Linked DNA regions of Mus musculus: region 2 is linked to region 1. A link is a loop called in an ENCODE intact Hi-C map of the cell type or tissue named here. Cell type or tissue: heart. All regions are shown on one strand.

Evidence for each region. A loop is a pair of places that touch in the nucleus more often than their neighbours do. Peaks named below come from ENCODE experiments on the same cell type or tissue, not always from the same donor. Only the 100,000 strongest peaks of a DNase experiment are listed, where the experiment ranks them.
Region 2: a loop joins it to region 1, with 2.8 times the contacts of the local background. A loop is called at or near these places in 12 of 42 quality-filtered maps.

The regions. Positions count from the first base shown.
Region 1 is chr5:23,673,636-23,676,135 of GRCm38, forward strand. It overlaps Srpk2 (serine/arginine-rich protein specific kinase 2), which reads right to left and starts at 2,332. Exons shown (of 16, transcript NM_001359173.1): 1 at 2,223-2,332; 2 at 2,085-2,139. The coding sequence starts at 2,238. In heart, a CTCF peak has its summit at 1,273; DNase peaks (open chromatin) are centred at 1,416, 1,676 and 2,336; H3K4me3 peaks cover 1,597 bases; H3K27ac peaks cover 1,321 bases.
Region 2 is chr5:23,748,917-23,751,416 of GRCm38, forward strand. It overlaps Pus7 (pseudouridylate synthase 7), which reads right to left. Exons shown (of 16, transcript NM_178403.5): 10 at 889-950. Among named protein-coding and RNA genes, the nearest start is that of Pus7, 34 kb to the right of the region's middle. In heart, a CTCF peak has its summit at 1,154 (motif pointing left); no DNase peak of the experiment used is centred here.

The DNA.
Region 1 (2,500 bases):
TTAAACCCAAGCATCCACTCAGACAGCTGCTAAATTTCCATGGTTCACCAAAAGAAAAACTTAGGGTTTTCATTAGTTAGAACCAGCACTACTTTTTAAGGTTTTCTTTTATGAATTTTGCCTACATGTATATATGTTTAATACATGTATGCAGCTGCCCATCAGACACCCTGGAACTGAGGATAGTGATGGTTGTGAACCATGATTTTGGTGCTAAGAACTAACCAGGTACCTCTGCAGGAGCAAGAAGCTCTTAACTACTGAGCCACGATAGCACTTTGAGGGGTGGGAGGGTGAAACAGGGTTTCTCTGTATAGCCCTGGCTGTCCTGGAACTAGCTCTATAGATCAGGCTGGCCTCAAAACTTACAGAAACTCTCCTGCCTCTGCCTCTCCAGTGTTGGAATTAAAGGTATGTACCATCACTGCCCCGGGGAAATAGAACTAGTTTTTAAAAAGCATAAACTATCAGAAGCCTACATTGAGTTTCAGCATTTTAAATATCCCATATCTGATATCTGAGCCAGGGAGATGGCTCAGGGTAACAGTGCTTATCACCATGCCTGACAATTGGAGTTCAATCCCACAGACCTACACATAACAGAGAATCAATCCTTTTCTCTTTCTTTCTTTCTTTCTTTTTCTTTTTTTTTTTTTTTCCTACAGACCCAGTATTCCCAGGTAGTCTCCCATCTGAATACTAACCAGGCTTGATCTTGTTCAGTTTCCGAAGCTATGGTCAGAGAATCAAACGCTGAAAGTTGTTCCTTGACTTCCACAGGTGTCAAGGCTCTTACACATCCAAACCCAAACACACACACAAAATAATAAAAATAAAAACCTTTTTTAATTTTCAATGTTTACCTTCCAATTTTCAAGTCTTTTTGCCTCCTAAAAATAGATTTCTTTCATATTTATATATCCACATCTTAGGAAATCCTATACATACAGTCAAGTTATATTCAATTTTGAATGAAGACAATCCTGCCAGTTTTCCTAGATGTCACCAAATGTGTGGGAAATCCCTGCTGGGCCAATACAAATTATAACCACCACCTAAGAGAGCAGAGGGTTATCCCACCCCTTGCAAAATAAAGATAGACAAATATTTCGTAATTTTATTAAAGGCGAATTCTGTCTTTCTCTATAGTACCAAAGACACCACACAAATTTCTTGCGCAAAAGGAACAGCGAAGCAAACAATGTGAGCAAAGATGTTGATAGCTGGTCCAGCAAACCCAGAGAGAGAGGAAAGAGAAACACGCGGCGGCGCTCTGACGCCTAGGAAAACCCAGCTCTCGGGGAAAGGCTTCTCCGACAGCAGCTGCCCAACTGGGCTGCAGGTCCAGGCTGGAGGTGGCTGGCGCTGGCACATTTGAAATATCATAGTCGGTGGATCCAGTCCGGAGCACCACGCGGGACCCGCCCGCGCACACACCCACAGCCCACTGCAGCAAGCGACCTGGGCGCAGCCGCAGCACGCAAGTAACGCTCGACCCGAGCAGAAAGTTTCGAATGAAAAACCCGAGCGCCGAAACGCACCGGTCCCGGAGCTGAACTCACGCCAGGAACAACGCCCGGAGCCAAACCACTTGACAAGCAGCTCGGGTTTTCAGCTGGCTGGCCCAGGCGGGACCGGGAGGTGGCAGAGGCGGCAGCGCACTGGCTCCCGCAGCCCAGGTGTCAGCCGCGCCGCCGCCTCCCTCCCGTGCCCACTATCCGACCCGTGCGGTACAGGCACTGGGGTGCGGATCAGGGATGTGGATAAGGGGCTCAGGATACGGATCAGGGACGCCGATCCGGGGCGCGGGATGAGGATCGGGGACGCGGGGCACGGGGCACGGGGCGCGGGGTCGAGTGCAGAGCCCGGGCGGCTCGCAGGCTGACGGGCCAGGTCGCGGCTCCGGAACCCGCGGCCGCGCGCCCCTCCCCCCACCCCTCCCCCGCCGGGGCACGTAGAGCCGGCGCCGCGTCCCGGGAGACCCACCGCCCGCGGCCCGGGGACCGGGAAGCTCTGCCTGCGCGGCCGCAAGCAACATTCAGCGAGGCGGGGCGGGGTCGGGACCAAGCGCCGCGCGGACTCACTTTTTCGGATGTTTCTCTCTTTTCGGCCTCCGCTTTCGGGCCTGAATGGCCAGCACTGGGGAGAGAGAAGACACATTAACGGTCGGGTTGGCCGCCTGCGTGCCGCGAGGCGGGGCGGGGGCCGCTCGCGCCGCTCACCTTTCCTGGAGCTCATTCCGACTCGGGGCAGCCAGGCGGGGGGCTCCGCGGCGGAGGCGGCGGCGACGCGACAGTCAGCCGCACCGGGATGCAGCCTCCACTCGCTCGCCGGCCGAGGAGGCGGGAACCGCGCCTGCGCCGCCGCGGCCTCTCCCGCGGGGGCCAATGAGACCCGCCCCCGCGGCCCCGCCCCGCAGCCCCGCCCCCTCCGCGCCCCCCTCCGCAGCTCTGGAGCACGGGGGTCCGGACCCCGGCCGCGCCCTTATCACTCGCTCGGC
Region 2 (2,500 bases), 75 kb after region 1:
CTAGAACTGGGGGAATGTTTCCATGTAATGAAGACGCTCACAGTCACCCAAAAGCGACAACATGGGGTCACAGAAAGTGTGCTTCTCCCTCCCCGGCTCCGTCGTCAGCCAGAGACACTACTCATCATCACTGCAACTAGTCCAGCAAAGAACAACCGGAAGGAAGTTTCTCCTTTTCTTGCCCCCGTTCTAGCAAGGTTAATGCTTTCTTTAAAAATAAAAACACGTTTTTAGCTTGCAAATGAAGTTACCTAAATCAAGTTTATTATTTAAAAATTTAAAAAAGTACCAGTTAAATCCCTCTTTTACAGTGTAGTTTTAGAGATATTTCCTGGAAAAATTTTAATCCACTTTTAAAAATCCTTAAGGTACTTTGCCAAGATCACATATTTCATTATAACACTTTTTATCAAAGCAGTCATACATAAAAGTTTCCTATAAGCCAGAGAATTTGAAGTAACCATAGAGAAATTAATTTATTTCAAGTACATTCAACCATGCATGAATAAAGCTAAGACTACGATACAGATTTTAAAAAATTCAGTCCCCTATGCAAAACCATGAAAATAAAATAGTGGGGCTGGAGAGATGGCTCAGCCGTTAAGAGCACAGAGTGCTCTTCCAGAGGTCCTGAGTTCAATTCCCAGCAGCCACATGGTGGTTATCTGTAATGGGATCTGATGCCCTCTTCTGCTGTGTCTGAAGAGAGCAACAGTGTACTGACATATATTAAAGAAATAAATCTTTAAAAAAAAATAGCATTAAAATTTTGAATAAAAAAGATCAAGAACTTAAAATAACAACCTGCAGTTACGTTTACTTAAAGTGACTTCATGACTATCTAGCTATATACTCTATGCATTTTATTTTTACACAAATCTTTCTCACCTCCAGAACGGGGTTTCAGTATTAAATCCATGACTTCTGTCCAGGAATTCTGTAGAATTGCTCTAGAATTAGACAGTATTTACATTAGTTAACTTTGCATATAATAAGCTTTATATGTTCCAAGTAAGACTTAGTTTATTAAATTTAAAAGTATGCAGTACAATGATGATACAGATTCAGAGGTCACTACCTACTCTAAAAGGAGTGTGTATTCCTTGGGCAGAGGACCGGATTCTCAGGATCTACCCTCCAATGGGCACAGCTGCCTGGAACCCCAGCTCCAGAGGACTTGCTGCCCCCTTCTGGACTCTATATCATCTCCTCCAATGAGCATCAAAGAGGAAGGGAATAGAAAGAACGTATAAGCTGGAGAGGGTGTATAAGCTGGAGAGGGTATGGGAAGGAAGCTAACTTCTGAGCAGGACAGACTGCAGCACTCTTGAACTTGCAGCAGCTGTGATTATTCATACAAGCTCCTCAGAAAATGGGGCTTGCTGATTCCCCATCATAGAATGGAGTGGGGCTCATGAACACGTTCTTCAGCCGTAAGGTACCCATGCTCCTGTAAAGAGCTCTAACTTCAGGGACACATGTAGAACACACGAAAGTAAAAGGAAAGAAAGCTGGGAAGAGCGGGGGTGGGGTGTGTGGGTGGGGGTTGGGGGATTAGAGGGCAGGCGTGAGGACAGAGGGCGTGCAGGAGAACACTACTGAACATGTACACATGAAACAATGAAACCAACCAGAATATGTGACTGACCCCGGTGAACAAAAAACATTAAGAAAGCTATTGTCCTTTTGGACAACAATATAGCTTTTCATATATTGCCTTTATGTAGTCTGGATACAATTCATCTTCTGTTTTACTATATGCTGGGAAACCCTATGCTGATAACAGTACATTCTTTGAAGGCAGGAAATAATCGGACATTGTGAAAACAAATAATTTGAAAATCTGAACTAACTTCTGCAGACCTTTGGGAATATTCTGAAACTTGTGTTTCCGGGTTAAGTCTGGCAACACTTTACTGAGCAAGTATTTCTTCGCGAAAAAATTCTTTGGGTACAAAACTATAGGGTGACATGGCTTTGCTCCTGCGAAATTAATTAAAAATAGTAAAAACAAGCTGATGCCAGCCTTCACTAAATGCTCTGCCCCACAACAGCCAGTGTCTTCATCATGCTTCTGTGTGTTTCCGGAGACAGTGTGGCGGGTTTTCCTTCTTCAGGTGCTAGAGGTCCCGTCTAGGGCCCCTCGTACACTACGGGAGGGCTCTGCAGGCTCAGCCACGGTCTAGTGGACTCCACTGTGCCTGCCTGGTCTTAAGTTAGAAATATTTCTATTTCTCCTTTTACAACGTTGCTTGAGAGAGACGTCACAGCAGACTGAGTTAACCCTTGGTCCCTGTAAAATCATACAAGCAAATACAACCTGATGGTGGGAAACTGAACTAGAGAAAACTGTTTCTACGGCTGTCCAACCAGCATGCTAGTTCGGCCCTTCTGAAGCGCAGCCTCCGCCTGCCAGTGCTGAGACAGAACCAGGAAGACATGTTCTCAGACCACACTCGGTGTGCACTCCAGCGTGCCAGCTCCTAGGAGGAAGTTACTT